Regions from separate parts of the Homo sapiens genome. Here region 2 is linked to region 1. A link is a loop called in an ENCODE intact Hi-C map of the cell type or tissue named here. Cell type or tissue: Caco-2. All regions are shown on one strand. Links, peaks and the distances in the headings refer to the core of each region. The heading gives the core; the rest is flanking DNA. Region 1 overlaps CTIF (cap binding complex dependent translation initiation factor). Region 2 holds the start of LOC124904355 (a long non-coding RNA gene).

Region 1 (16,312 bases), core at 4,428-12,427:
GGGAAGTATAGGGTGTGGCCCCTGCTCTCGAGGGCCTGAGCTGTAGCTTGCACAATGGTGCCTTGACTCCAGAAGCAACCAGAACGCTGTGCATGACTGTCAGTCATCCACGTGTTAACAGGGAGGAGGCTTAGAGAAAGCAGCCATCCTGGGAGATGCTCCAGAATGCTTCCTGGAGGAGGTGGGGCTTGAACTACTAGTGAGACCTCCAGGAGGATTTGGGAGATGGGAGGGTGTTGGGATGAGAGGAGCGGTGCTTGCTGCCTCTGTCCTGTGATTGACCGTGACTGTGGCTTGGTGTCCTCTAAATGCTCCTCTGCATCTAAGCAGGCTCTGGAGCCAGGGATTCCCCACATCCCCAGAAGTCGTCCCCACATGGCTCCCTAGAAACAGAGCCATGTGGGTGGTGCTCACAGCGGCCACCACCCCCAATTGAACTACATAGAAGGGAAAAGCCACTGGAGCCTGCCAGCTCCAGATGATCCCGCCCGACTGTCAGCAATGTCAGAAGACCCTGCAGGCTCCAAAGCCCGGCCTCTTAACCATCAGAAGAGGTGGCTAATGTAGGCATTAGTGGTCCATCGCACCGTGCCTGTGCGGCCAGGGAGACAAGAGAGCCATTCTCCAAATTAATTTGTTTCATTAAGTGAGGTCTCGGAATGGTTAATTTACTCCATGTGCAAAGCAGATTGAAAGGAAGAAGAGAAAAAGACCTTAGCCAGCCCAGCTAGTGTCAGATGGCTCCGCAGGACTAGAGGCAGGGGAGCGAGCCATCCACCTGGCGTGCGGAGTGGGCCACATGCTGGACGTTGCAGGGTGGCCACAGCCTACAGCAGCGCTTGCTGCCTCTGTCCTGCGATTGACCGTGACTGTGATTTGGTGTCTTCTAAATGTAGAACCAATTAAGAATTTTGGGGCCGGGCGTGGAGGCTCATGCCTATAATCCCAGCACTTTGGGAGGCTGAGACGGGCAGATCACCTGAGGTTCAGGGGTTTGAGACTAGCCTGATCAACATGGAGAAACCCCGTCTCTACTAAAAATACAAAATTAGCCGAGCGTGGTGGTGCAGCCTATAATCCCAGTTACTCGGGAGGCTGAGGCAGGAGAATTGCCTGAACCTGGGAGGCGGAGGTTGCAGTGAGCCGAGATCACGCCATTGCACTCCAGCCTGGGCAACAAGAGCGAAAATCTGTCTTTAAAAAATAAATAAATAAATAAATAAATAAATAAATAAATAAATAAATAATAAGAATTTTGTCCCTCCCTCTCTTCCTCTGCCAACGTGAACCCAGACCCTAAGTGTCAGTCATCAGATTGGATTTTTCAAGCTCTCTGTAACATCATCTAAGTCACTGATAAAAACAAACAGGACATATGGAACTTTGTGAATAGACTAAAAAGCACTCAATTATATACTTTAAAGGAGTGAATTTTGTACTGTGTGAATTATATCTCAATTAAAAAAAATTTAAAGAATAAGGCAGGTCCCAGGATGAAGTGATGTGGCAAGCCTCTTGAAACACCCCTTCAAAATTTTTTTTAGCAACAGGGTCTTGCTCTGTCACCCAGGCTGGAGTACAGTAGTGCAATAATAGTTCATTGCAGCCTTGAACTCCTGGCCTCAAGCAATCCTCCTGCCTCAGCCTCTTGAGTAGTTCTAGGGACTATAGGCACCCGCCACCACACCTGACTAATTTTATTTTTATTGCTTGATTGATTGGTAGCGATGGAGTCTTGCTATGTTGCCCAGACTGGTCTCAAACTCCTGGCCTCAAGTGCTCCTCTCCCGTCAACCTTCCAAGTAGCTGGGATTATAGACACAAGCCACCATACCCAGCTACCTCTTCAACCTTGATATTTTCAGGGTTCCCTAAATGTGTCAGGCTAGTAACTGTTTCAAAAAAGGACATAGATTTGGTCTGGCCATGACTTGGTCTGTGTGAACCTGTGCTAGCTATTAGTGGTCACCTTTTTTCTTCCAAACCATCTGTTTGGCAATCTCTTTTGGAGAAATGATATCCATATTTTTCCAATTTTTGAAAATTAGACTGTGTATACCTAGCTACAGTCTCTAACACTTTTGTTGCATTATTCAGAGTTTTCCAGAGAAACAGAACTGATAGGATATATTGAGAGGAAGAGAGAGAGATGTATCATGGGAATTGGCTCATGAGATTATGGAGGCCAAGAAGTCCCACAGTCTGCCATCTGCTGCAAGCTAGAGAACCAGGAAAGCCAGTGGTGTAATCAACCCAAGTCCGAAGGCCAAGAAACAGGAGCATGTATGAGGTTCCCAGCGTGACCGTAAGCATACCATGTGTTACAGCATGGGATGTCCAAGGGCAGGAGAAGATGGATGTCGCCACTCAAGAAGAGGGAGTGAAGTCACCCCTCCTCTGCCTTTTGTTCTGTTTGGGCCCTTGGCGGATTGGATGGTGCCCATCCACACTGGGAGAGAGATCTTTACTCAGTCTACTGACTGAAAATGTCCTCATAGACACACCTAGAAATAATGTCTTACCAGCTAACTGGGCACCCCCTAGCCCAGTCAGGTTGACATGAAATTAACCCTTATATCTGTTCTCCAGGATTCCTCAGACATGGTCAGGGGCCATTTATGACCTCATGTAAAGATTTCTTTTACTCCAATCAATATCAATATCGCCCCATTCCCGAGGCATGAAGGTGAGCACTCAGAGCACCCATTGCTCTCCGTGGAGTCTTCCAGGCCCTCAGCGTCTGACAGATGCGGCAACTGCAGCTGCCTTTTCTGGGCTGGTACCTGTTCTCTTGCAGAAGGCAAACTTGGAGTGGGAGAGGTCTGCTTTCTTTTTGCCACCTCTTAATTCTACGCTGTCTGCCCCATCAGTAGCCTCATGTGTCCCTCTGACTTCTCACTCTCAATACGAAAATATGCTTCTAGAATTGTCTTTAATATTTTTAAGCCCCATTCCTTGACACTGCTGTGGCTTCTGTATCCCAGGCTTTGATGGTCATCTGTGACTACAGGAGGCCCCACATTCCTTTTCACATGTGGGCTCATGGGCAAGGACTCTGGGGGATACCAAGTGCCTCTCGACATCCCTCTCTTTAAGTCACAGCTGCTATCTGGAACTTGCTGCTCCTTTTAGCACCTCAGAACACTCTACCAGTCATAGAGTCCCACATCCTACAAAAATGACCAGGTCCCCCAGATCTTGCCCACCGGGAACTGATGAGGAATTAACCTAGTCGGAGTCCTATATCTATACATCAGCTCATTCACATGAGTTGTTAAGATAGCTCTTTTGGAAGTGCAGTCCATCCTTATTACTCATTGATTCATATTTGCACATTCGCCTACTTGTAAAACTTATTTGTAACACCGCACTCAATACTCATGGTGTTTTTGCAGTCAGTCATTGACACACAAACAGTGAAAAATTTGAGTTGCCTGACCTGCAAGATCCCAGTCCAGGCCAAAGTAACACTCTGCCTCCTTGTTTCAGCTCTCATAGTATAAGCAAGCACCCTTCTCATGGTTCTGTTTACTGCCATGTTTTTCACATTTTTGTGCTTTTCCTTGGTGAATTTGCTATTTTAAATGGCTCCTAAACATAGTACTGAAGTGCCGTCTACTGTTCTTAAGCGCAAGGAGGCTGTGATGTGCCTTCCGGAGAAAATGTGTGTGTTAGATAAGCATCACTCAGGCATGAGTTATAGTGCTGTTGGCCGTGAGTTCAATGTTAATAAATCAACAATATGTATTAAATAAGGTTTCTTTAAACAGAAACACATACAAAACGAGGTTATGTATTGATCCAGTGGTGAAAATGTTGTGACCAGAGGCTTGCAGGAACCAAACCCCGCATTTCCCCTAGGAGTAATAGTTCAGTATTCACTAATTCAGTATTTGCAGCAACTTTATGGAATGCAACTACCATAAATAATGAGAAGTGACCGTACTTGCTCTTTAAAACAGAGTAGAGAGATGCTGAAGATAAAGAAGTATGTTGTAGGCAACAGGATCTTAGGTCTGAGTGATTTATCTTGTTCGTGTGTGGTGGTAGCTTCGCTAGGGGATGAGATGGGGACGGGGGGGATGCTTCTTCCAGTGGTCATTGTCCTGCATGGTTTGACTGAGCCTATCACTGCTTCATTTGCACCATGCTGGGATGCCACTGTTGCTGAGGCCCTCGCAGACAGCTCAGCCCTGCAGTGACTGTCATTGCCATCCTGTCATCCGAGCCCAGGGACCGCGAGACAGATCTATGCTCACTTTGCCCACGGTTTGTCTTTCCATCCCAGCAAGGAAATTGCCCTCATTAAGTCCCTGCTAAAGATAGATAAGAAAATGGGACAGGCAAACCCCCACCTGGCAGGCAGCCCTGTCAGATTCTAAGCAAAATGAGTCAGATAAGAATTATTTTTAGGATCCTTCTCCTCCTCCCTCACGCCCACCCCCAAGCAGGCTCTCTCTTGAAAAGAAGAGCAGCTCATTTCTTCAAGCCAGATGTCCAGGTCCATGCTTGATTGAAATGGAGCCCCTGATACACCCAGAGAAAGCCCCACGCTTTGTACAAATCATGATGGTCCCAATAATCCTTTGCACAGTGCAGCTGCCTCAGGCCGCACTCCTGGGCAGAACAAGCTGCAGAGAGTGGCCCTGTTGAGGCTGGCCCACAACTCACCCATGAGGGATATACCTTCCCCCGATCCCCATGCTCAGGACTTCCTCCCAGCATCACACTTCATGGGAATACAAGGCTCTGGGGGTTCTCTCCCATCGGGACCCACATCCACGCGGGGGACAAATGGGTAAGAAAAGAGGTTGCCTACAGCTCATTTTGGCAGAGCCCTGGAACCCCCTGTGCCCACCAGGCAGTGGGCATCCCCTAGTTCTGTGCCCACAGTTGGAGAGCAGAGTACTACTCTTTCTCGATCACAATAATCCCCTTTTCCCCAGCAATTAGAATTCCTTCAGACCCCTTAAGCCCTAAATAGCAAAGGGAGACCCAATGACAAGAAAGGTGACTGAAGAGGACGTAGGGGCACATGTCTAGTTACCTGCAGGACAGGAGGGCTGCTCCCTGAGAAACTGGCCCTGGAGAGATAAATGCCATTTCCCCAAGGTCTGCGTCTAGGATGGGACGTAGAATGGACGCCTTGGGAACCAGCCACCCAAGCTGGTTTCATTCCTCCTCAGAGGTCTAGTCTCTACTGAAATGCTAGGCATTTGAGGATTGGCTCACAAACACTAACACCCAACCCTTCATTCCTCTCCGGAGCCCCAAGCAACCTGGCCTCTGGCACCAAGCCAGCCCAGCCCTCCCCGGGGACAGTGTGTCTGGTGGGCAGCCCAGGCCCAGGGCGAGGCTCACTGGCTTCAAGACGAGCTCATCTCTCACCAGCCAGGGGATCTTGGGCCCTGGACAAACCATTCTTCTTATGTCCCCAAGGACACCATTGTGCAGACTACAGGGATGCCATTAGATGCCATGTGATGGCAGATACGAGGGAAGTCCTGACCCTGTGTGCGGCTCTGAGTCTAACCTCAGAGAACGTGCATCCCCCCCTCTCTGTCCTGACACTCACTCCTGTGCAGGAAGAAAAGAACACTGGACCAGAAGTCATGGAATCTGGATTTTCATACTTGTGGTGTGGTTCAGAGCAATTCTCTTACACTTTAAGGGTACACAGTTTCTCAGCTATAAAATAGGGCTCTGATTTCAGCTCTACAATGTATTAGAGAGAGTGCGAGGTGAAGATGAAAAGGGACACTTCTCAGGGATATTCCATTCCTTAACCATGGGATGGGAAAGACAGTTCTGAAAGACATGTTGGAGGCTGGCCAGGGCTTTCAGTGCAAATAACCAGTGTCTCGTGTATCTTCAGCTCAGCCCATGTGCCCTGTCCAGAAGGTTCTAGAAAGGCAGCCATGCCTGCTGCCCCTGTGTATATTTTTCCTTCCCCAGATCTGGCACACAGTCATACTAGGCTAAGCCTCATACTCCTGGCCCTGTGCTTTTTTTTTTTTTTTTTTTTTTTTGTGAGACAGGATCTCACTCTGTTGTCCAGGCTGGAGTTGCAGTGGCACAATTATAGCTCACGACAGCCTCGACCTGCTGGGCTCAAGTGATCCTCCCACCTCAGCCTCCCAAGTAACTGGGACCACAGGCACGTGCCACCACACTTGGCTAAATTTTTTATTTTTTATTTTATAGAGACAGGGTTTTGCCATGTTGCCTAAGCTGGTCTTGAACCCCTGGCCTCAAGCAATCCTCTCACCTCAGCCTCCCACAGTGCTAGGATTAAGGGCATGAGCCACAGCACCCAGCCTCTCTGTCCTCTTGAGATCGTATGCTGCCCAGGACCGCAAGATTCACAGGTGTAAGTACCCAGCCATACCTGTTGGTGCTCACAGGTGTAAGCACCCGGCCGTACTCATCGGCACTCACAGGTGTAAGCACCCGGCCGTACCCATCAGCGCTCACAGGTGTAAGCACCCAGCCGTACCCATCAGCGCTCACAGGTGTAAGCACCCGGCCGTACCCATCAGCGCTCACAGGTGTAAGCACACGGCTGTGCCCATCGGCGCTCACAGGTGTAAGCACCCGGCCATACCCATCGGCGCTCATAGGTGTAAGCACTTGGCTGTACTCATTGATGTAGCAGGCTGTGCATCCCACTGGTTCTGAGGGTCTTTTTCGCTAGACTCCCAGGCAAGCCTGGCCCACCCTCTGCCAAGCCTGGATGTCACTCAGCAATTCACAAGCACTTCCAGAGCACTCACTGTATTCAGGGCACCCTTTAGCTCATATAGTCTTCCCAATGACCTTAGGAAGGAGATGCTATTTTTATTTCCAATTTACAGATGAGGAAAGTCACTAGTCCAGAAAAGTGAAGCGACACAAGCAGCCTGGCTTCCAGGCGTGTGCTGCTAACAACCCACTGCTCTGGGACCCCCTCCTTCCCCATCTGCAGACTCAGCTTCCGTCTGCTGGGCCCCTCCCTGGCTGCCTCCTACATACTCCCCCTGTTAACCACCTGATCAACTCACATGCACGGGGAGCTAAAGACGGCATGGTCCTCTTTGGGGTGAGGGGGCTGTCATGTCAAATGGACTAGGGGAGGGCTGCTGCCTCATTCAAAGGGATGAATGAATGAATGAATGAATGAATGATGAGATTTCAGATGAGACCCTCAGACAGGGTCACCCACCCTCCCACCTTCTCCCCACCTGCACTAGGTCAGTCCTGCCCATAGATTACTTTCCTTGTCTGGATGATTCATGAATAGACATATTTAGGAAGCCCTCGAAACTGACCAGGGATTTCCCAGATTGTGGGGACCCCACTCGATGAGCACCCAGAGGGAAAGTTCTGTGAGTTCTGGAGTGGTGGGCAGCTCAGGGGGTGGGGAGGCAGCCCGGCCAGAGGAGAGCTTCCTCCAGCTGTTGGCTCCCCTGACTCCCAAGAGGACAAACCCAGAGCATGAGGGTGCCTTTCACTCCTCAGGGCTCCCCAGGAGAGACAGGGGCACAGGTTTTAAAAATACCAAGGAGCTTTCCTCCTGGGTCGGCATTTACCCTGAACTCCAAGAGTTATTTCTGAGTCTTCCCAGTAATTTAATTATAGCCATTTATTCCAATGCATGTGTTTTGGGGAAGCCAAGGTGGCCTCTATTACAGTTTGGAATATTTTGGGAGGCCTTGGTTTCCAAAAGTGATGCAGGGACTCAATTAGGCAAGACACCAGCAAACAGAAATAAAATAGCTCAAGAAGATAGGCCCTCAAGTTCCCAGAGGCGATGCCTGTACTTAGCACCCACGGGGGAAATTAAGATGAAGTTGTCCCCTGGGTGCTTGGTGTAGTCATCTCTGTAGCAGCAGCATATGCCACCTTCTCCATGTCTCTAAGCACCTGCAGGGATTTCAATGCCCTTCAAATTATGGGCTGGATGGGGTTGCCCATTCTTTCCAAGTAGGCCTGGACAGATGAACAGCCTGGGCACCAGGATTTAGGTCCCCCTTGTAGGTGGACACAGACTCACCAACAACTTGTGGGATGGCATTATCAAACAGCTTCTAACCTTTCAAATAGGCCTTTGGAATCCTCAACTGGTTCGCGCTCCCTGACCCCCTGCTCCTTGTAGATGGCCTGCTCCACCTGCCCTCAGCTCTGTCCCCACCTACCCTCCCACCCACTGTCTTCACTCGCTGTGCTCTCCAGACCCCAGTCTTCTCGCTGTTCTTTGAACAGGCCTGTCTCTGTCCTGCTCCCAACACTGACCAGCCCCTGTACCTCAGTCCCTCTCCCTTGCCTCTTGTTCCTGCTGGCCTCCTCTGATTCTGCAGGTTCTGCTGACTCCTTCCTACTCCTCCACCCCTTACTATTCATGGCCTCATTCATCCTCCCTTGATCCTCTTCCCTGACCTTCCCTACAGCTGCTGGGCGGGGTCCAGCCTGACACAGACTGAGAGCTTTCCCTGCTGTGTGTGAGCTCCTGGGCTCACCTGAAGCAGGTGCGGCCACTGAGGGACTTAGGGAAGGGCAGAGGGCCGGAGAGCATCCAGCACACACATTCATTCATGTCTGGAGGGCAAGCCCCGGGATCCTGAGTCACCTCAGCAGGTGGATAGAGGAGCCCAAAACAGAAGCTGCTGCCTGGAGCCCACATTATCTGCATTGACACCCGCCTGCAGGAATACGACTGCCCTTGTGTTGGCTTTGAACTCTGTCTTTCAGCTTCAAGGGGAGGATTTGGTGGACAAAAGATCTAATTTTAGGCTTATTACTTGTCAGGACTGACATTGAACTCAAGAAAAGACATGTGTGAACTTGAAACAAAGATGAGAAATGTTTTTAGAAAGAGAAAATGTGTTCTGGGGTGGTGTGCATGTTTGGTCTGGTGGTCTGTGTGGCCACAGCAAACACGTGTTCCAGACTGGCTCTGCATGTCAGGGAGCAGATGGCTCGGCCTGGTCACCCTGAGCAGGAAGCTTGCTGCCTTTGAGCTGTGAGCTGCAGCCACGGTGCAAAGAGGCTGGGCGGAGGCTGGGGTGAGACACTTAGAGGGCAGGATTCTGACTGTGCCCTGATATTCAGGAGGGCTGGCGGTGCTCAGTCAGGGGTAGGGTAGGAACAGTGATCATCAGGGCCTCTTTAGGCAGAGCACACAAAGGCCAATTCCCTCCCAAGGCTCCACCATCCCAATTCCTGTCCCAACGCCCCTCCTAGGATGGCAGGGGAGCCTCGGCGCCCTTTCCGGGAGACAGCCCCGGTGTATTTTGACTGTGCTTCCTTACTCTACAAGCAGTCAAGGACAGCCACCTTCTGCCTTCCCACCACCCCCTTAGGGTGAGAATGAGGAGGAGCTCCCACCTTCCTCTACTCTCATGCGGCCCCTTTTGACCCCAGATTTACTGCTCCTGCATCCCGTTTTGTGAACTGGTGTGTCAGTGGTTGATCTACCCTTAATGGTAACCCAGGGCATGTTACTTTGCATTTTCACTTGAGCCTTCAGTGATTACCCAGAGTTAAGAGAATGATTTAGTTTCTGGCACACTGAGAAGCTCCCACGTGTGGGAGGTAGGTGAGGGTGGGTATATGTCATGTTATTTCAAGGCAGATTTTTTTGCTCCTAAGAGCCTAAAACCATCCCACTTGAGGCAAACCCACATTTTGCCTCTGACTTTGTTGCCTGGAGGTCATATCACAGGAGCCACACCAGGGCCCTTATTCCAGCCTAATGTGTAGGTGGTCCTTTGAGAATGCTGAGTTGCCTAGACTTCATTCGAGTCCTGTCACTAGATATGTAGCCTCAAGACATCCCTTCACCTCTTTGAGGCATGTTGCTCAACTATAAAATACGATATCCACCTTGTAAGAGTGTTCTGCAGTTCAAATGAGGTGATGCTCAGAAAGGAGGTAAAATGCCAAGGGCAACACAAACCTGAGGACTTATTGCCTATATTTGTGTTTGAATCACACATGTTCGGTTTATGTTTATAGTTGTGGATATGTACGTGTGCATGTGATTGCTTTAGGACTCTGCTAATCATCATTTCCAATGATAATTTGCTGGAAATGGAGCTTGGCTTGGACGTTTGTATTGGGGTTATCTATTGCTGTGTAACAAATTTCTCCAAGACGTAGAGTTTAAAACAACAAATATTTATTATGTCACCCAGTTTCCAAGGGTCAGGAATCCAGGAGCAGTTTAACAGGGTTGTCCTAGCTCAAAGTCACCCTTGAGAGTGTAGTCAAACTGTCAGCCAGGGGTGTAGGCATCTGAAGGCATGACTGGGGCTGGAGAAAGCCCAAGCAGTTGGAGAACAGCCTCCTTCACAAGGTGGTTGGCAGTTCTCAGTTTCTCATTAGCTGTTGGTCACAAGGTGGACCTCTTCATAGGGCTGTTCATGACATAGCAGCTGACTTGTCCCAGAGTATGATCCAAGAGAGACAGACAGGAAGACAAGCAGACAGACAGACACCAAGATCGAAGCTGCAGTATGCTTTGTAACCTAATCTTGGAAGTGACATGCCATATTCTACCATATTCTGTTGGTCACATAGACTAACCTTGGTACAGTGTGGGAGGGGACTTTACAGGGATATAAATTCCATAAAGTGGGGATCACTGGGGACAATCTTAGAGGCTGACTACCACAACCCACCCTCTCATTCCCAGTGACTCACATGCAAAATAGTCTCACCCCTCCCAATGTCTCATTTGATTATAGCATCAGCTCCAAGTCCAAAGTCTCATCATCTAGATCATGTTCAGATGCAGATGACGCTCTTTGGGTGTATCTCCTTAAGTACAGCACCTCAGGTACAGTTCACTCTTGATCTGTAGGCCTGAGATTTAAGGAGGCAAGTTAGCTGCACACACACACACACACACACACACACACACACACGTAGCCAACATACAATTGTGGGACAGGCATAGGGTAACAGCCTTAGATACACTTATTCAAGAAGAGGGGAAACAAGAAGCACATAGACATTGTTGGTCCATAGCAGTTCTGAAATCCAGCCAGGCAGATATTGGAAGTTTCTTGATTAGAACTCAGTTCTGTTCCTGCCCAGGAATTATTCTACAAGGCTGTCTCCGCCCTCTGCATTCAGGGTCTTTCATGAGATTGCAGCAAGTCATGAGCCCAGTGAATACTCTGGGCTCTTGGTTCTGCCTCTGAGTCATCCTTCCTTTTCTATGAAAGGTAGCATGTCTTTGCAGCTGATTTGTTGCTCAGATAGCTTCCTGCTGGTAGAATTTGGGAGGTCCAAGAGCTTCTTTATATTTTGTACTGTGTCTCTCCCTTCCAGTCCAAGTTGTTGTGTTTCCACTGAAATAATCCTTTGAAAAACTTTATGGGTCTTCTGTGATCCTATTGAGTCTGTTCCACCAAATAAAAGCCCACCCACACATCTCTTCAAGACCATCCCTTCTCTCCGCTGGGCTTCTGCTGAGGGACAATGCCCTTAAGCTTCTTAGAAGCTCTGTTGTTTGACTGAGAAGATCTTTAACATCTCTTAAAATCTTTACAGAGCTTTTGGTCTGACTGAATAGTACTCTGAGGCAGCACCGCTGAACTTTCTAAGATCTTGACAAAGACTTCATAGCCACACCCTCCACCTCATCTTTGGACTATGCTTTCCTGAGAGTGCCTGGATTTGATCTTTACGCAGAAGTCATTTCCTAATTTTAGCATCATTTGCCATCTGGACAGTCTGGGACTCTTCAAAACTAGCAAGTCCTGGATTTTTTTTTATTGTGACAGCCCTTCTTTTAACTTGTCTCTCTCTTCTCACATTTTACCTAGCAAGAAGAAACCAGGCAGCCCCTGCAGGACCCTGGCTAAAAACTTCTTCCTTAGATAATGCAAGTCATTAAGTACATTTTCTGCTTTTCACATATCTGTAGGAGACAATGTTGCTAAACATTTTGGGGCTACATAATAAAAATCCTCCTTCCTCTAATTCCCAATAATATATTTTTCACCTCCCTTAAAGCCCCCATCACCAGTCTCCTCAAAGTCCATATTTCTACCAGTGGTCTCTTCATGGCATTTGAAGTTTTCACTAAGAATCACCCCAGAATGCTTCTGGCTCCGGCCCACTGCCCAGTACCAAAGCCACTCTCACATTGCAGAGTTTCACTATGGCAGCACCCTACTTCCAAGTACCCAAAGCTGTATTAGTTATCTCTTGCTGTGTAACAAATTACTCCCCAAATTTAGCAGCTTAAAATAAGCACTTATGATCTCACACAGTTTATGACGGTCAAGCATCCAGAAGCTATATAGCTGGGGAGTTCTGGCTCAGGGTCTCTCGTGAGATTGTGGTCAGGCTGTTGGCCAGGATTGCGGTCATCTGACACTTGACTCAGATGGGACTGGAAGAGCCACTTCCCAGCTCACGGATGTGGTTGCTGGCAGGCCTTGGCTCCTCACTGGCTGTTGGCTGGAGGCTTCATTTCCTTGCAACGTGGGCCTCTCTGTAGGGTGCTCATGACAGAGTGAGTGGCCTGTGAAGGAGGGAGGGGGAGAGTGAGAGAGAGAGAGAGAGAGAGAGAAGGAAAGAGAGAGATAAGCTGTTGGATCTTTTGTAACCTGGTCTCAAAGCAACATACCATCCCTTCTGCCATATTCCATTGGTCACAGACTAACCGTGATGTGGCAAGGGACTAAACAAGAGTTTGAGTGTCAGGAGGTGGGGACCACTGGGAGCCACCTTTATCTGTTTTGAGTTCCTTCCTGTACCATTGCTTTTTCCCCCCACTTTAAATGATCTAGTGAAACTCACCGGTAGCTTTGAATGGGTTGAGGGTTTTTGTGTGTTCTGATTCAACTTCAAACCTCTCTACAAATGCCCTCCTCATCCTGTCCTCCCCTCTGCGCTTCCATCCTTCCTGCCCATGGCCCCTCTCCATGGTGGGGCATCAGTGAAGACGCTTCCTGCCTGGGGAAGATTTGAAGCCAGGGGATGCTGTTGCCAGAACTTTGGAACACCCCTCTTACCCAGGGGGTCCAGCAGATAGTTCTGGGAAAAGGAAACTTTCCAAGATACACACCCACGTTCCCCCCACCACCACTACCACACACACAGACACACACTCACACATGTAATTATTTTCCCTTAAACTCTATAATCTCAATGATTATAAAAAGTTTGGGCTTTAATTGGAAGCGTATTGAAATCCTTGCATCTGTCAGACACTGACAGAGAAGGCTTCCTTGCTTAGGTGGGAAAATAACCCAAATATTAACAACACAAATAAAGATGGCTCCCCCAGCCTTTCTCACAGCAGCCGCCAGTGGTCTGGGAGGCAGTAGGATGAGAGCTGGCGTCCCCATGAGAAGAGTGAGATCAGCGAGACTCAGAAAGGTGATGCGATTTACTCCAGGCCTTGCAGAGCTGAGGCTGGTCCCAGACATCCAGACGTCTGGATTCTTTTCCACAGGGTTCTGGAATGTTGGTCCTGTGGTGGAAAACACGTGCTCCTTTTTCACCCACTTGGGGATCCGTGGTGATCTGGAGTTGTCTTCCTGTCTGGGGAGGGTGGTCCTGCCTCGGGTAGAGGACCAGATATGGTGGGGGTTCAGAATGCTGTGGAGAGAAGTCCCTCAGAAACGGAAATATTTTGGCAGGCATGAGGAAAGATTGTGAGGGAGCACCCAGTGGTGGGACAGTGGCGATGGACAGAAGAGGACTCCTGTTAATCCGCTCTTTCCAATCCACCCAGATGCCCTTCCCTGCATTTTGAGGCATCCCTGGGAGGACTGCCTCAGGAGGCTTCACCTCCAGGTGGAGTCTCAGGTGAAGTAATAGTAGCCGGCTTTGTCCACAGCTGTGCTGCCCAGCGCAGTCACCACGAGCTGCCTGTGGTGATTTACACCCATTACAATTAAATAAAGCCACAAGTTCAGTTCTGCAGTCATATTGGCCACATTCAGGGCTAGCCACATGTGGTGAAGGGCCTCCACAGTGTGAGGGGCCCCCGAGGTGTGAGGGGCTCCTGTGGTGTGAGGAGCCCCCGAAGTGTGAGGGGCCTCCGCGGTGTGAGGGGCCCCCGCAGTGTGAGGGCCTCCTGGGGTGTGAGGGGCCCCTGAGGTGTGAGGGGCTTCTGCGGTGTGAGGGGCCCCTGCGGTGTGAGGGGCTCCTGCTGTGTGAGGGGCCCCTGCGGTGTGAGGGGCTCCTGCTGTGTGAGGGGCTTCCACGGTGTGTGGGGCCCCTGCGCTGTGAGGGGCCCCTGTGGTGTGAGGGGCTTCCGCGGTGTGAGGGGCTTCCGCGGTGTGAGGGGCTTCTGCGGTGTGAGGGGCTTCTGCGGTGTGAGGGGCCCCTGTGGTGTGAGGGGCTTCTGCTGTGTGAGGGGCTTCTGCGGTGTGAGGGGCCCCTGTGGTGTGAGGGGCTTCTGCTGTGTGAGGGGCTCCTGCGGTGTGAGGGGCCCCTGTGGTGTGAGGGGCTTCTGCGGTGTGAGGGGCTTCTGCGGTGTGAGGAGCCCCTGAGGTGTGAGGGGCTTCCGCGGTGTGAGGGGCTTCCGTGGTGTGAGGAGCCCCCGCAGCTTGAGGGGCCCCCACGATGAACGCAGTGTGAAGGGCCCCCTGTGGTGTGAGGGGCCTCTGGCAGTGTGAGGGGCTTCCGTGGTGTGAGGGACCCCCGCAGCATGAGGGGCCTCCCGCAGTGTGAGGGGCTTCCACAGTGGACCATGCTGCTCTAGGACGTTTTCATCATGGCAAAAATCCTGTCAGATGACCCTGCTCTGGGGAAACTCTCCCAGCCCAGAGAGGCAGGCATGGGGCAGTTGGGGGAGAAGAGAAAAGTGGAGAACCATTTGGAAGGGTCTGGGGGCCAGGGAAAAGGCATGAGGATGAGAAAGAAGAAGCTGAGAAAGAGAAGGGGTGCTCATGGAGCAGTGTGTGGCCCCTTTGGGTGCTCAGGAAATGGTCATTCCTCTTTGATCTGGGGCTCAGAGAGGCAGACAGTGCCTACCCTGTTGGGGTTTAAAACCCACAAGGGAGGACCACCTCCTGCAGCACCTTCTCTCAAAAGCTCCAGGCCCACTCTGCAGACCACCAGGACCCCCAAGAGCTGTGCAGCCTCACCAGCAGCTGATGGGCATCACTGGGAGGGAGTAGAGAAGGCTCATTATGATGGTCAATTCAGGACAAATCCTTTGGAATAGGGAGAGATGCCTGGAAGCTTCTGGAGAATGGAGAGGTCCCCATTTCCTAACCCACCATTGGTCCTTTGTCACCATATTCCCCACCCTCTATGCCTGAGTGGAACTCCGTTAACCCTCTCATTCCTGGAGAACTGCACAAACCACATCTCAACAATGTCTTCCCAGTGGCCACCTAACTCAGCTTAGGGACCTAGTAAGGGCTTGGTTTGTCTGTGATAAGTGAAAGGTGTGTGGATGGATGGGATTTCTTCAAAGTCTTATATGGAAATTATCCATATAAACCACTGAATAAAGAAGACCTCTTTAGTTTTTAGCGGGTTGGGACCAGAAACCCAATGGTCCCTTACCACTGCAGTGACTTCATTCCCGCTTATTATAACAGCAATTATTGAAGCTGCTTTTTATGGGACACCTCCTAGGCTGTGCATTCTATCTGGATTAGGGGTCAGCAAAGTTTTCTACAAAGGACCAGAGAATAAATCTTTCAGGTTTTGCAGGCCATAGGGTCTCTATCATAACTCCTCAGCTCTGCCATTGTAGCACAGAAGCAGTTATAGAAATATATAAATGAATGAAAGTGACTGCTTGCCAATAAAACTCTGTTTCCATAACCAGATAGCGGCTCCATTCGGCCCACAGGCCACCATTGGCCAATTCTTGTTGTAGGTTATCATGAATCTTCCAACACCCCGAAGAGAATGAAGTTTCCATTCCTACCTTACAGCCGAGGAGACCATGCTGCAGCAGTGCATTCACCTGGCCGCCGGGCTCACATGCCTTTTGAGGCAGACCTAGGCCTATCCAAGCAGGACTCCCATTCCCTGGGGTACGTTTTGATGTGGAACTGCAGAAGGCCTTGCCAGAGGCTGCCACGGGAGACCTCAGGATTCGGGGTACCCAGGAGTAGCCAGTGATGCCTCAGGGGTAACAGAAGAACCTGGAAGGCTGTAGGAAAAATAGAAGCCTGTTTCCCCTGCTTCACTGAGGTTGTAAGGCAACCCCGAGAAGGCAGAAGGGGACCAGCAGGGCAGTGCACACCCAGGAGACAGCTCTTACCTTGATGACGGGGCTGACCAGCCGGACACTGCCCTGCTTGGACCTTTTTTATGCCCACCACAGGGCAACCACTGCCTCCAGCAT
Region 2 (16,312 bases), core at 3,205-11,204, 190 kb after region 1:
CAATGGCGCTATCTCGGCTCACCACAACCTCTGCCTCCTGGTTTCAAGCGATTCTCCTGCCTCAGCCTCCCGAGTAGCTGGGATTACAGGCATGCACCACCATGCCCTGCTAATTTTGTATTTTTTAGTAGAAATGGGGTTTCTCCATGTTGGTCAGGCTGGTCTCGAACTCCCGACCTCAGGTGATCCACCCGCCTCGGCCTCCCAAAGTGCTGGGATTACAGGCGTGAGCCACTGAGCCCAGCCCTCCCTTTGTATTTGTTAATTTAGTCTCTAATATTTAAAGAGGGAACATATCTTGCTAAGGAGATAAAAGTAAATAGCAAAAGAAATGAATCACCTATTTTGAGCACTCCCAAAATAAGAAATAAAGCACTGACAATTGGTTTGGATAAGCACCCAATTATTAACCTGCTCAGACACTATAGAGACTGTATCACATACTTTTTTTTTTTTTTTTTTTTTTGAGATGAAGTCCCACTCTGTTGCCCAGGCTGTGCAGTGGTGTGATCTTGGCTTACTGCAACCTCCGCCTCCTGGGTTCAAGTGATCCTCTTGCCTCAGCCTCCTGAGGAGCTGGGACTACAGGCACACACCACCATGCCCAGCTAAATTTTTTTGTATTTTTAGTAGAGATGGGGTTTCACCATGTTGACCAGGCTGGTCTCGAACTCCTGACCTCAGGTGATCCGTCTACCTCAGCCTGCCGAAGTGGTGGGATTACAGGTGTGAGCCACCATGCTTGGCACACATCCATTTTTATACCTCAATCCTCGACAGCATCATGCACATAATAGGTCTCCAGATAAACAACTGAATAATCAAAACAAGCAGGGGCTTGTGTGGTGTGGTGGTCAGGGGCTTACTGTATGTATGTGAGCCTCCAACATGCAAATGGGTACTGATAAAAACTACACAGTGTTAAAAGGATCCACATGAGTGATGCATATAAAGCACTCAGCTCCGTGTTTGGCAATAGGTAAGAATTCAAGAAAAGTTGGATGCTATTAATAATAGTAGTAGTTGTTGTTATTGTCATTGCTGTAATAGTAGCTAGGACCCCAGAAATTCCACCACTCATGCAAGTGCCCATGTGCAAGACAGTCCCCTCAGCAGTCCTGAGAACAGCAACCTTTCCCTCTTTCTCCTCTTCCTCTTCCTCCTCTTCTTCCTCCTCTTCTTCCTCCTTTTTTTCCTCCTCCTCCCACCCCCTCCCGCTGACATTCTCTCTACCCCATTGCTCACTGACTACCTGAGAGCAAATACGTGGGGACAGCACAGGCTCAGTCATCACCTGAGGCTGACCACCTGGTCCCAGGGATTAAAAACCACAACGTGCAACTCCCATTCCCTCCCTGGGTCACATCATACATAAGGCACTGTCCTACATGCAGCTCATTAGGTGCTGGAAGAAAAGGAAGAAGGGGACAAACTTAGGGTAAACAAGACTGAATTTTTGGAGGGGATGCCTGCCATTGACACTTCTTTAAAAATATAGACTTTGGCCAGGCGCGGTGGCTCAAGCCTGTAATCCCAGCACTTTGGGAGGCTGAGGCGGGCAGATCACAAGGTCAGGAGATCGAGACCATCCTGGCTAACACAGTGAAACCCCGTCTCTACTAAAAATACAAAAAATTAGCCGGGTATGGTGGCGGGTGCCTGTAGTCCCAGCTACTCGGGAGGCTGAGGCAGGAAAATGGCGTGAACCCGGGAGGCGGAGCTTGCAGTGAGCCGAGATCATGCCACCGCACTCCAGCCTGGGCGACAGAGCAAGACTCTGTCTCAAAAAAAAAAAAAAAAAATATATATATATATATATATATATAGACTTTAACTGATGTATAACACATGTAGAAAAGTGCACAATTTTCACAAACTGTACACCCCGTGTAACCAGCCCTAAGATCAAGAAACAGGACATCATCAGCCCCTAGAAGTTCTTCTCGTGCCCACTTCCTGACATCTAACACCACAAATTGGTTTCGCCTGATTTTGAACTTTATATAAAGGGAATCATACAGTGTAGACTTTTCTGTGTGTGCCTTCTTTGGCCCAGCGTTATAACTGTGCAGATCATCCTGCTGCCGTGTAGAGTTGGAGTTCTTTCATGCCCATTGTTGCATGATGTGCACTGTGTAAATAACCATCGACTTTTGACAGATATTTGAGTTGTTTCAGTTTAGAGCTATTATCAATAGTGCTGCTATTAATATACTTTATTTTTTTATTTTGAGACAGAGTCTCACTGTGTCACCCAGGCTGGAGTGCAGTGGTGTCATCTCACCTCACTGCAACTTTCGCCTCCCAGGTTCAAGCGATTCTCCTGCCTCAGTCTCCCAAATAGCTGGGATTGCAGGCATGTGCCAACATGCCAGACTAATGTTTGCATTTTCTTTAGTAGAGGTGGGGTTTCACCATATTGGCCAGGCTGGTCTCAAACTCCCGAACTCAAGTGATCTGCCTGCCTAGGCCCCCCAAAGTGCTGCGATTACAGGTGTGAGCCACTGTACCCGGCCTGCTGTGAGTATTCTTGTACATGTTCAAGAATATATTCACTAAAAGACACATATATTTTAGTGAATATATGTGTGCATTTCTGATGCAGGTATGATTCTCTTTAGCTTTGGTAGATACTGCCAAAAAGTTAACCAGTTTATACCCCCAGCATCATCACACAAGAGTTCCTGTTGCACCACGTCCTCACTCCCATTCAGTACTAAGTAGCATATCTTTAAATGAACACTAGCATCTTTTAAATTCTGCTCCACTACTAGACAACCATGAAAATGAATAATCTCCAAAAATGTCTGTGATGTATCATTAAGTGACATAAGCAGGGCGCAGGCTGATATGTAGAATGTGACTCCATTGGTGAGAATTGTATATGTGCATATGTAGAGGCAGAAGCCAATTCAGAAAGGGGACATATCTGAGTCTCCAGCATGCTCACCTCTGGGGAGTGAAGTTGGAGGGCATAATTTAAATGATGAGGTTAGCGCTAATTTTTACTTTTGATACCATTTTTCAATATTTTTAAAATTCAAGAAAAAGATCTGTATAAGTAAAATAAAATCACTCACCATTCCATTATCTAAGGCTGGCAGCCAGACTCTGTCATTCTTGTTATTTCCCAGCATGCGCTCCTGCTCTGGAATTACCTCGGGCAGGGCCTCTGGGACAAGTCTCCCGGGCACTGTAATTTCCCTGGCTGCAGTGTGTCATTAGAAGATTTGGTGCTGATGACACGACGCCCATACACAGTGAACATTACAGCCCCGGTTGGGACAGGACAGCTTGGCCAAGGAGCAAGCCCTTCCTGCAGAGAGACCCCCAGAGTCTCGAGCTGCCTCAGTGGGATCAGGCCTTAGCGTGTTTCTGTCTCGACCTTAAGGAACAGAAGCTGGGAAAACTACTCTTTCAAGGCTGCTGGTGTCTCTAGGCTCCCCTGGAGACCCAGGGCTCAGAGCAAGGGCTGTGGAGTTAGGCAGACCTGGGCTTCGGTTCTACCACGCTTTTGCTGTGAGTCTCTCGCTGGGCCTGCAAGTCTTCACCTGTAAAATGAGCTAATGAGAGCGCTTACCTTAAAGACAACACAACGTAGGCCAGGCGCGGTGGCTCACGCCTGTAATCCCAGCTACTCGGGAGGCTGAGGCACGAGAATTGCTTGAGTCTGGGAGGCGGAGGTTGCAGTGAGCAGAGATCATGCCATCATGCCACTGTACTTCAGCCTGGGTGACAAGAGTGAAACTGTCTCAAAAAAAAAAACAAAAAAAAAAAGTACCTTGCAGAGAGTGCCTGGCACATACTTAGCCCTAAGTAAACGCAGGTTTTTGTTATTATTATTGTGGGTGTAGTTGTCGCTATTACCACCACCCTAAGAGGTAAAGTTTTGCATTCACCTTTTGGGAGAAAAGAATATAATAATGTGCTTTTTATTTTCACTAGTGTTATAAAGTAAGTACATACCCACTTTTCTTTTCTTTTTTTTTTTTGGAGATGGAGTCTCGCTCTGTCCCCTAAGCTGGAGTGCAGTGGTGCAATCTCGCTCACTGAAGCCTCTGCCTCCCAGGTTCAAGCAATTCTCCTGCCTCAGCTTCCCGAGTATTTGGGACTACAGGTGCACACCAGCTAATTTTTAATAGAGGCTGGGTTTCACCATGTTGCCTAGGCTGGTTTCAAACTCCTGAGCTCAGGCAAGCCGCCCACCTCGGCTTCCCAAAGTGCTAGGATTACAGGCGTGAGCCACTGCACCTGGTCCCATACCCACTTTTCTTGGGGAAAAGGGAATTTGGCTGAGCACAGTGGCTCATTCCTATAATCCCAGCAAGGCAGGAGGATCACTAGAGACCAGCAGTTGGAAACCAGCCTGGGCAATGTAGCGAGTCTCCGTCTCAACAAAAAAATTAAAAAATTAGCCAGGCAGGGTGGTGCTCACCTTTAGTTCCAGCTATTTGGGAGGCTGAGGGCAGGAAGATCATTTGAGCCCAGGAGTTCAAGGCTATGATCATGCCACTGCACTACAGCCTGAGCAACAGAGACCCTGTCTCTAAAAAAAAAGAAAAAAGATAAAAAAAAGGAATTCACCTGGAACTTAAATTCATATATTTTAGTTGAAAAGTTAAATAGTCATTCAACATTGATCCATCCAATATCGGTTGAGTGCCTTCTATCCCTTCTATGTGCTGGGCATTGTTCTAGATTCTGGGGTTATGGCAGTGACCAGAGCAAAGTCCCTGCTGTCACAGAGCTCACACTCTACTAGGGGCCTCTGATAATAGTCAAGCCAACAAACAGATATATAATAAAATGTCAAACATAGGCCAGGCACGGTGGCTCACACCTGTAATCCCAGCACTTTGGGAGGCCAAGGCAGGCGGATCATGAGGTCAAGAGATCGAGACCAGCCTGGCCAACCTGGTGAAACCCCATCTCTACTAAAAATACAAAATTAGCCAGGCATGGTGGTGTGCGCCTGTAGTCCCGGCTACTCCGGAGGCTGAGACAGGAGAATCACTTGAACCTGGGAGGCGGAGGTTGCAGTAAGCTGAGATCATGCCATTGCACTCCAGCCTGGGCAACAAGAGCAAAACTCTGTCTCAAAAAAAAAAAAAAAGGCAAATGTGTATATAATACAGTAAGTATAATGTCAACCACCAATATGAAGAAAAATCAAGCAGGATAGGCAAGAGGAGCTGGGAACGTGGTCTGATGACTCTAATCAATGTGTTCACTGGAGCCGGAGCTCTGCTCTGAGCCTCTCTCTCCTTGCCCAGAGGGTACTGGCTTTGGCCAGGTTAAAGTGGCCCCTGGCCTCAACCAGATGAGGTTGAGGAGAAGGTGAAGAGCCGTTTCAAAGACTACGTAGCTGAGGAGCAGGCAAGGGCAGGGTTTCATCAGAGAGGAGCCCTGGACCAGGTGGGAGACTGTGCCCTTGGAGGACACCTGGTGGCAGTCCCTCATGGGGCACCACTGGAGAGGCACTTCATGCCAATTACAGCAGGTATTTACTCATCACCTACTACGAGCCCAGTGCTGGGCTTTGTACTGTGACTGTGAAAGGATTCAAGTAAGCATGAGGGCTGGGCTCGTGCCTGACCTCAAGGAGCTCCCAGACGCTGGAGATACAAGACCCACCTCCATAAAAGAAAGAAGCAAGCCAGATTCTGCAAGGGACTGAGTGTGGGGCACAGGTCACATAATCATCTGGATAGGCAAACCTCCAAATCTCAGCCACAAAGAAAAAGTTCCACATTCAAACAAAGTCTGCAGCGGGCCCAGGGGCTCTCCAGAGCAGCCATTCAGGATCCGAACGCTTTTCCATCTTCTGTCTCCATCATCCTAAAACATATCTTCCAGGTCCCTGTGGCAGAGAGAGAGAGAGAGAGAGAGAGAGAGCTGGGTCACCCTGCACCAATTTTTCAATGCTTTAGCTTGGAAGTGACACATGGCACTTCTCACAGCCCATTGGCCAGAACTGGTCACATGGTCCCAAACAAACTGCAAGGGAGGCTGGGAAATGAGGGAAATGCATAAGTATTCCCTGGGAATGAAATGTCTCGACCCCAGGTCACTCATTACTGCTGGGATCTGGGCAGGCAGAGTGCAAGACCTGGAGTTTGAAATGGGCATGGGACAGAGTGGTGAGCACCAGGCTTTGGACAAAAGAGCCCTGGGTTAGGCTTAAGGAAAACTGCTCGGCCACCTCTTGGCTGGGTGACTTGTGTAAGTCGCTCATCTCTTTTAGCCTCAGTTTCTTCTAAAATGGGGGTAGTCAGAGCTCCCATCCAGAATCATTAGAGGAACGTGTATCAAAGGGCAGTCTACACTGCGGAGAATGGATTCAATACAGTTGTCTATGACACATCTCTATTTTCTTTAAGGTTCAAAGCAGTCCTAATATACACACTCTATTTCTGTCCCCAGCGCTTCTGTGTCCCACTGATCTTACACTTTTCCACTAAAATGCCCACTGCAGAAGAGAAACTGCCAGGGCCTGGGGCCACCACCTAAAGCAACATCAAGGGCAACCACGTGTCCTTGAAGTGTCTTGTTTTTTCTCAACAATTCAGGTCAAGTTTGCATTCTACTACGTAAGATATAAGGGCTTATGGTAGAAACAATTGTATTCCTTCTCCCCCTAAGCTTCCACTAAAATGGCAGCTCCAGGCAGCTCCAGGCTTAGCAAGAGCTTCCCCTGGCACCTGGGCACATGTCCATGGCAGACTCTGCCTCTCAAATCCCCAGGAAGGCGGGCACAGGCTCCCTAGGAAGAGGCTCCCAGCTCTCCCAGGTCTCCGTGGCTCTCATAGCTGTTTAAATGGACCCTGCAGTGGGCCACCCCCGACCCAGGCAGCGCGTCCCTGCCCAGCCTCTCACCCCCAGCCCAGCCAGGAAATTGTCCCTGAATTAATCAAAGCACTTGCACTAGTCCCAACTCACCAGAGTCCTCCTCCAGCGGCCACTTTGTGTTGGGTAGATTAATTGCAGCTGGGGGAGGGGAGGGAATCCATTTTTAGAAAATCATTACTTTCAGAAAGAGAGCGGGGTTCTTCTGGCTGAGGGAAAACTGCTGAGCTAGCAGCTCGGGCCTCCTGCTTGAGAGCCGCCAGGAAACCAGGGACTGTGCGGGCTGCTCCTGGCTCCAAGGGTGGCAGCCTGGGCCCACGCACCCCTCCTCCTGAGGCCAGGACACCCCAACCCTGCAGCCCTGGCTGCTGGTGGTCTTTGCTTCCTGCCCTGGCCTGGACTCAGCAGTTGGATGACATTTTGAGCAGGAAGGAATCGCCTCAATATTGGCCACCCCCCTACTATCCATGGACTGGCTTTCCAACTGTCTTCTCTCACTTGCTGCAAAATCCACCACCCAGAGGGCACCACCAGCCTCTGACTGCAGCTGCGGGATGAAAAGAAGGGTGGGGACCCCTGATTACGGCTGGCTGCCTTGGATTAAGTATCTCATAAAGTATCTGAAATTGCCATTATTGTGGGTCAACATGATCAGATATTAGCAATCCCACGTGGTTCAACCTAATTAGCATATGGTCAGCTCTTCACATGAATTTTCTCCCCAGTCCCGATTTTAGCCTCATGAAAGTATAATACACACTTTGTGCTTTGGAAATTGAGGTTCAGAGAGGTTGTGACTTGCCCAAGTGAGTGCTCAAACCCAGATCTGTCTGACCCCCAAACCGGTGACTGTGAGCCACATCCTATTTCACATCAGGCCCCCACCTTGCCTGCCCCCAGCACACCCTCAGGGACAATCAGGAGTTGCTCATTGAGGGCACACCGGCTGAGCTGACAAACAGGTCCTTTGCAGGCTGCTGAGTGTTGGGAGCTTAATAGACCCAGCGAGAAGTCATCGCTTGCTATAGGTTTGGGTGCAAATCCAGCTTCCATCACAGGCTGTGCATAGGTGGTCCCGGGCAAATCACTCACCCATTGGAGGGTCAGGCCCTTCCTGAATCAGGGAAGGCCTGCCCACGTCCTCTGCGGCGTGGGGGCACAGGCAGCATGACCCTTGGTATGCACTGACAAGTACAAATGGCAGGTGTTGTTTCTGTTGCTCAGCAGTCAGATCAGCTTGGTCCTTCCAAACCAGAACTTGTTTTAGAAAAAACATATACCCAACTCCTTGAGCCAGGCCTGCCCAGAGAGATTAGATAACACAGAAGTGATGAAATCTGATGCTATCGCTTAACAGCTGGGAGACTGTGGGCAATTCTTTGAACCTATTTATCTGTAGAATGGGAGTGATGATCATGGTATCCACTCGCAGAGTGGCTGTGAGGATCATATGGGACAATCCCAGTGTAAAGTGCTTAGAACACTGCCTAGCACAGAGTCAGGACATACTCAGTGTTGCCTCTTGATGATGAAGATGATGACAATTATTCCCAGCCCAAGCTAAGCCCACAAATATGCCTCGTTCATGAGACAAGTCCTGTCTGAGTACCACACCAGGAATTGTCAGGGCAGTGAATCCTAACTGAGACTCCAGTTGAGACCCCAGGGTGCCAAGAGCTTATAGTTCAGCAGAAGAGAGAATCTTACACTATTGAACATTCTTCAGGACAAATTTTTTTTTTTTTTTGAGACAAAGTTTCACTCTTGTCGCCCAGGCTGGAGTGCAATTGCGTAATCTTGGCTCACCACAACCTCCGCCTCCCGGGTTCAAGTGATTCTCCTGCCTCAGCCTCCCAAGTAGCTGGGATTACAGACGCCGACCACCATGCCAGGCTAATTTTGTATTTTTAGTAGACACGGGGGTTTCACCGTGTTGGCCAGGATGGTCTCGAACTCCTGACCTCAGGTGATCCGCCCGCCTCAGCCACCCAAAGTGCTGGGATTACAGACGTGAGCCACCGCGCCCGCCCAGACAGAAATTTTTTAAAGGGAGGAGGCTTCTTGGAGGAAGTGTTGCCTGCATCACATCCCAAAGGATAAGGAGGAGATAGCTAATTGAAGTGGCTGCAAAGCACTTGCTGCAGAAGCGCATGAGCACGGCGGGCCTGCAGCACAGTGCATCCCCCTGCATGCCTGGAACAAAAGGTTTCTGTGCGTGGAGGGCTGGGGACTCAGGGGAGAGGTTGGCAGAGGTGGATGCTGAAGGGCTACTTTCACCAGAGGTAAGGGAGACCCAGGGAAAACTTACAGGCCCTGAAATAAGTCATGCTAGTGGGGGTAGAGAAAACAGAACTCTGAGAGAGATATTTGCATTTTATAATTATTGATCGGGTGAAACAGGATGGAGGGAATTTGTTTTTTTTCATTATGGGGGACAGGGGCAAGGATGGGGAATCCAGGTTTCTGGTTGGGACAGCTGAGGCATCTACAGGTCTGAGGGAGACAGAACCACCAGAGTGATGCTGTCATCCAGGGAGAGGGTGTAGCCTGAGCAGAGCCTGAGATCGAATTATATAAGATACCCTGAAATTTAAGGGGCAAACTGAAAGGAAGGAGTACCAAGAGGCAGGAAAACTTCCTTCCAATGGGGTACCTTCTCCCCCTACTCTGCTAATCTCAATGCCATCTGAGCTGAAAGTCCCACCTCCTCTGCAAGCACCTGTGGCCCCAAGACCAGGCCTCCTCCTGGGTCCTCGCCTTTTCTTCTGCCTGCTCTGTTGCTGATCATCTCAGGTGTGGCGTCTTGTCCCCCAGCATCACTCACAGGCACCGTCCAGGTCCACGTTACCTCCGTGCCCGCTGCGGCACATTGAAGGTGCTCAGGAGATGACTGTGGGTGACGGGCTTGCCGGCAAAAAGAGGGAAGTGTCAGAAACCAGCAAATGCCAGACTCCTCCTAAGCACTCCTCTTTCCCCACCACCCGGAATCAGCCATGCTGCCAGAACCCACACACCTCCACCCCTGTTCCAGCCTCTCCTTCCTCCAGAAGCCACAGCTTCTGCCTCCCAAATCCAGAGGCCTTGCGCAAGTGGTCAGGAGGAAACGTGGCGGACCACCCTCCCACCTTCTCTCCATTTCAGGGAGTTGTGGGACTGGAGCCACACAGGATCCTACCAAATAAACATCTCAACAGGGCGTGGACCAAGCAGGAAGAACCACTCAGCCCGGAGTCAGATCCTGATCTCCCTAACCACTTACTATCTCACTGTGTGACCTTGAGCCAGTCATTTCACCTCTCAAAGCCTCCATTTTTGCAGCGTGTCCTAATGAAGATGAAATGAGAATTCCCTCAAACGCCTGAACATTATGCCTGGCACCTAGTGAAGCATTCAGTAAATGGTAGCTACAATTATTAAAGAGCTTCCGGGCATGCCGACGCAATTTAGAGCAAACTAAAATAACTTTGACAGCCCCCAGTGAAACACCTTCCCTCCCTGCCCCTCCTCCGCCGCTACCACCCTAGAGTTAATTAGAACCCTCCTTGGGTGTTTTCTAGAGATGAGATTTTGCACTTATTCTGGGTTACAGAACTACGATGTAAGCAAGTTTCAGTTCAATGATAAAAAGCAAAAAGCGACCAGGCGTGGTGGCTCACACCTGTAATCCCAACACTTTGGGAAAGGCCGAGGCGGGTGGATCACCTAAGGTCAGGAGTTCAAGACCAGCCTGGCCAACGTGATGAAACCCCATCTCTGTTAAAAATACAAAAAATTAGCCGGGTGTGGTAGTGTGTTCCTGTAATCCCAGTTACTCAGGAGGCTGAGGCAGCAAAATTGCCTGAACCCGGGAGGCAGAGGCTGCAGTGAGCCGAGATCACTGCACTCTAGCCTGGGCGACAAAGCGAGATTCCATCTCAAAAAAAACAAAAAAAAGCAAAAGCTACTTTTAGAGGTAGTAAGCTCCCTATCACATGTAAACAAGTTGGCCAGGATGACCACTTGGCATTAATGCCCTGGAGCATAAATCAGCAATCAACATGTATTAATATTTCTTGCTAACCAATTGTACTGTCATTCCCTTTAATGAAGTGGTGGCGCCAGTAGGCTGTAGCGCTTTTGGTCATTTTTTGGCAAAATAGAAAGTTGGCTGTCCTACATTGGCCTTCCAAAAAGCTTTCATGAAATTGTACAGGCTTATGATATTCAAATCTTAACCCCCACTTCAAAAGGACCCCCTTCCTGGATATAAGGTTCAAAACCCCTTACATAGACACCTGCACAGCCGTTTGTTTGGTACCCAATTTAGACCATCTCTTGTGCAAGATTTCCCAAATCTAAAACATGGCTCAGATCACGGTTCAGCAGCGAACCAAGGCAGGCTGATGCAAAGACAGCACTGAAGAGGCATTTTGACTGCAAGTGCCACCAGAGCTAGGCTGGGGAAGGGGACTAGTGAACTGTCACTTAAGTCCCAGCAGACAAGGGACGATATTGCAGAGTGGAACTTGTACTCTGTGACTTCTGTGGCCCAGGACAGTATTTGGGAGGGCGCCAGGAGGTGGCCTAGTCCCTCTGAACACCACTGACATTCAACCCCCACCTTCATCACCCTTCCAGGGTCTCAGCCCCCAGGAAACTTCTCCTGGAATCCAGTCTAGCAGGGGTACAGTAGGCTTAGGATTTAATACCAAGTGAGGAGTTGGCAAGAACCAGATGGACCCAGGTTCTTGGGGCTAAACTTCTCCATCCATCCATCCTCTAATCCTGTCTCCTTCCCATTACCCTAGATGTAATTCCCTGTCCTCAATTCTACAAGCTTTGAATTATCACCCACAGAGCTCCTGTAGGTTGTCTCCCATTACAAATTCAAGACACAAGAAGGAGGGATGTCTGGGTGGCTGCAGGTCTTTCCAGCACTCTTGAAGACCAGGGCTGTTCTAGATGTCTCTTTTGTGGCCCACGTCTCCCATCCTCCAAGCACTGGGCTGGGAAGACGCCAACTCAACTGAATTTGGATGAATACTCACTCCTCCCCACTCCCTCCAAGCAGCAGAAGAAAAAGGAGTTGGAGGACAACATGAAATCAAGTGTACATTTTAAAAATCGTTTAATGGAACATAAACTCCTTTAGAAAAACATTCAGCTAGGTGATAACACCCATAGAAAAAAACACCAATCTTGTGTTTATCTTTTTTAATTTGGCATTTGTTATTTGCATTTATATTAAAGCAAAGTGCATCTTTTCTTTATTTTTCTTGTTTATACACATTGCACAATACATAAATAATGATGCTTATAAAACGTCTTTATATTTACAAGTAATAATATATTTATATATAACATAAAATACATTTTTTTCTTTAATAAATCTCAGGTTTTTTTTCAGGAGTCCTTTCTCTCTCAAAGCACTACAATGCTAAATTTCCAATGAGAATGCTTCTCTTGTTCATTTAAACCTTTGTAGTTAGAAAAATAGCTTATGTTAAAGTCTAAACATGCTCATTGAGCTAAGAACAGTGTCGAAGTATCATACGAGTGTATGAGTTGTAGAAGAAATGAAAGAAGAGTTAGGTGTCAGCCTAGGATGGTACCTTGGGTTATGACGGACCAAATCCTTCTTGGAGGGAAGGGGACTGCTAAGCATGTCCCTCCCAGGGACATCCCCGCTTGCTGGCCTAATAGCAGAGCTTAACACACAGGATGGGAGCAGGCAGTGCTGAGCTGGTTTTCTAAGTCCGGGAAAAACCTGATGTCACCAGGGCAGGCAGGGGAGAGGCTGAGGGGAGAGGGCACTGGGTGAGCAATACTGTGAGGGGGCTGCCCCGGCAGCCCTTGGGAAGCCCATCTCAGGGAGATCCAGGAGCAGATGGCCAAAAAAGAAAGACGCTACAATGGCAGGGGCTGGCAGGAAGGGAATAAGACAAGGATGAAAATAATTGGTTCTGGTTCGGCCACTAGCAGGCTCGCTGCTCAGAAGCCTGTGGACAGGCCCGTGTCCTTGATGAGGGAGAGGAGGGGCAGGGGCTTTCCCAGGCTGGGGACAGAGCCGTGCTCCTGGCAGCTGCTGGGACCCCAGCCGCCAGCTTGCCCAGGTACTGCCTCTGCCCCACTGAGCGTGTCCAAGGGGCAGGAGAGACACCGCTTGGGACTGCAAACCTCTCTGCTGGGGACATCCATAAGAGACACAAAACAAAGAGCACGTTGTCTCCCCATCTGCCGCTCCTGCACACGCGTGCACACACAGCCGCACACTCACACTCACACACACTCCTGACAAGTGAAATGATGACCGCCCCCCTTCATACACTGTGTTTGGTGGTGCTTGGATTTCTGCTTCCCCTCTTCCTATCAGGGTGTCCTGCCGATCATACCTGCCCCTTCTTCCAAAAAAACCCCCAACAATTCTTTTCATAAGCTATTTCTCAAAGAGCGAAACAAAACAGAACACAAACGAGGACGAGAAGAAGAAAACCAACCAACAAACAAAAAAAAAACGACCAAAGAGTTTGCATGAAAAGCAAGCACTCAGGAGGAAAATATTAGCAGCAAAGTAGTTTGAAGTGTGGCCTGCTCAGCTCACGCTCTGTCCCCTCCGCACGCGGCTACCGGCTGTTGAAGATGACCTCTAGCCAGCACGGGCAGCTGCTGATGAACTGGCGGGTGTAGCACTGGCCCCAGCCCTTCACAAAGCTGATCTGCACGGTAAAGCCCGTCCACGGCTGCTGCATAAACTCGTGGTCATTGGGCCGCTGCAGGCTGTACGCCTTCTCGTAGTCGAAAGCCTTGATGGAGAAACCGGGGAACACCTTGTGTACCAACAGCGTCCTGGAGTCCGGGTTGTCCAGTGTGGCGGACTTGATGAAGATGGGGTAACTGCTGCGGTTGTACACCCACACACCATCCACCTCCCGCGTCAGCTGGATGCCGCAGCCGATTTTGCTCCGCACCTTCTGCACCAGCTGACTCTTGTTGTCCGAATTGAGCTGTCCGAGGCAAAAGCCATTCCCCTGAGGTAGATCATAGAAGATATCCAGAGAGGGCTCCTGGACACAGTAGAGCCTCCCCACTCTCGTCTTCTCCTCCCAGTATGCCACCACGCACCAGTGTGACCGATCCCCAGGCTCCAGAAGAAGTTGGGAATCTAGAAAACACATTGGCAGAGAGGGTTAGTGGGGACAGGCATTGGTGACTCCTAGAATGAAGACACCCGCCCCCCCACTGCACCCAGTCACCAGCTCATCTCTCAGGACGAGACAGAAAGAAGGAGGCGGTGAGGCTAGTCCTGGACTTGCCCAGGCTCTTACAGCCCTTTGACCAGGACCCTGCCTTTCTTTAAGCATAGGAAGCGCTGGGTGCTGCTTCTCTCCAGGCCCCTGCCCATCAGGAGTCCAGTACACCAGCATCTGTGCCCACCTGGCCAACAAAGCCTCTTCTCTGCAGAGCACAGATGCAAAGGGACCCTTAATAGCTTGGGTAGTCTGCTTTTAGGGCCTCAAAAAGCCTCAGCAACGTCCTGGAGTTACAGATCTTTCAACTGGATGGAACCTTGAAGGCCAGCTCCTCCAGCCCCTTGTCATCCTGATGAGAAAACCAGGACCCAGAAAGCCTGCTGCTGGAGTACCAGGGGATGACACAGCCAGAGCTAGAACCCAGGTGTCTAGACTCTGGGACCACCTATGCGATGGTCTCTGGGTGCCTGTCACCCAGCTCTCAAATCAGTGCCGTGGTCATGAGGAACCTATCTGGTAAAAATAAAAATGAGGGTGGCTTGGGACAAAAACATCTATATTCCTAATAGGAAAACAGTCTCAGTGTGTCAGCAGCAGCCCTGTACACAAAGGGTGAATTCATGTCAAAATGCCAAATCACAACATGCAGACCGGTATTAACCCGGGCTACCTTAACAAAGCTTCCTCCAGCCCAGACAGAAGATTATGTGTCTCAAATAGATGCGTCCCCCTTCTCCCCTTCTCTGCCGGCACCCCCATCCCCAGGGGTGCCCCCTCTCTCCCCTCCTTCCACAGAAGCATCTGGAGCCTGCAGGGCGCCCTGCTCCGCCCTCATCCCTCCCCTGCAGGCCCCGCCCCGCTTCCCTACACAGTCTTCCCACAGGCAGCCTGGGGGCCGGGGTGATTCTGGTAAGGTAATTTTCCTCAACAGGCACTTGGAGGACTTTAAAAGGGGGGTCACACGGAGGGAAAGGGAGCCCCGGCGGCGGGCATTCTGACTCCTCCTTAAGTAGGAGCCAGCGGGCAGGCCTCAGACTTGGGACCATAAATCTCCCCAGCCCAGCCAGACTGCAGGAACGCTGTGGTTTGTGGCAGCAGGGTGGAGACCGGAAGTCTTGTATTTGTTAACAAAAATGGGGACAGCAGAGGGGGAAAAGCAGAGGGGAAGGGCCCCACGTCGGTCAGGGCCTTGCCCTCGCTCCCTGCAGCCCCAGCTCCTCCTCTTGGGGACCTGGGGGGCACAAAGCAGGGGTTGAGTGTGAGATGTGTTTTGGTGTGGCCTTTGTGTTTCTGGAGTAACTGGGTTCAGAGTCAATGATGATGGGTTGCACCCTGCAGGGGGTCCATGGCGGAAGATGGGGCCGCATCCTGCTGCCCCAGCAGGCTGGGTAACTGGGGCAGCCCAGGACACTAACTGGCTCCAACTTTTACAGGCGTGTTAGGACCTGGGAACCCACTGGCTCCACTCAGTTGTTGTTGTTGTTGTTGTTGTTTTAAGTAGCAGCCAGTGTTGGATGGAGGTGCCCGTCAGTAAGGCCATACAAATGTGCACACTGCGGCCTGCTGGGGCAGCCACAGACACACACACCCAGAGCAGCGGTTCCCTACAGACACCCCAAGCTGGCCTTCCCAAATGCCTGCCCCAAAAGCTCCACAAAAAGGGGACACTGAGGTCTCATTCCTTTCCCTCAACCCCCAACCCCCACTAAAAATCAACACCAGAAAACTGGCCGGTCACCACCCCCCATGTAGCTTGGAAGTCCAGTGCTTGTGCATGTGCGTGTGCAAGACTGTGTCCATGATGTCAGTGTGTACGAGTGTGTGTTATGTGTGTTTCTGTGTGCACATACGTACTGGAACATATGGAAAACAAGACAGGGACAGGGAGAAGGTGACTCATCAGGCATTCACTTGTTTCTGCAAAGTATCCATCAACTGCTAATAAACTTGTGAGCGCTGGCAATCTTTGAACTTTCTTGCTGAGGGAACTCAGCTCTGAAGGCTACACCAAAGACCTGAACGCCCAGGGAAGGAAGGACACATTGGCATCAAGTGTGAAGCGGGGGAGAAAGCCCTCTTCCGGGAGGCACAGCACATCCACCCTTTTGGTGTGGAGGAGGGTGTTCTGAAACACAAGAAGCTTTTGCTTATTTTCCCAATTCGGGACAACAAACCTGGCCTGGAAAGGAAGACTCGAGGAGCTGCTGGGAAGGAGGCGGGAGGGAGGGTGGGTGGGA

Evidence for each region. A loop is a pair of places that touch in the nucleus more often than their neighbours do. Peaks named below come from ENCODE experiments on the same cell type or tissue, not always from the same donor. Only the 100,000 strongest peaks of a DNase experiment are listed, where the experiment ranks them.
Region 2: a loop joins it to region 1, with 2.3 times the contacts of the local background. A loop is called at or near these places in 5 of 110 quality-filtered maps.

The regions. Positions count from the first base shown.
Region 1 is chr18:48,716,202-48,732,513 of GRCh38, forward strand. All of the region lies in intron 7 of CTIF (cap binding complex dependent translation initiation factor), which reads left to right. Among named protein-coding and RNA genes, the nearest start is that of MIR4743, 54 kb to the left of the region's middle. In Caco-2, for the core only: no CTCF peak of the experiment used is centred there; no DNase peak of the experiment used is centred there.
Region 2 is chr18:48,907,924-48,924,235 of GRCh38, forward strand. LOC124904355 (a long non-coding RNA gene) reads right to left here and starts at 6,736. Exons shown (of 3, transcript XR_007066464.1): 1 at 5,635-6,736; 2 at 3,581-3,728. SMAD7 (SMAD family member 7) reads right to left here. Exons shown (of 4, transcript NM_005904.4): 4 at 11,930-13,987. The coding sequence ends at 13,449. RefSeq lists an enhancer at 15,116-16,047. In Caco-2, for the core only: no CTCF peak of the experiment used is centred there; no DNase peak of the experiment used is centred there.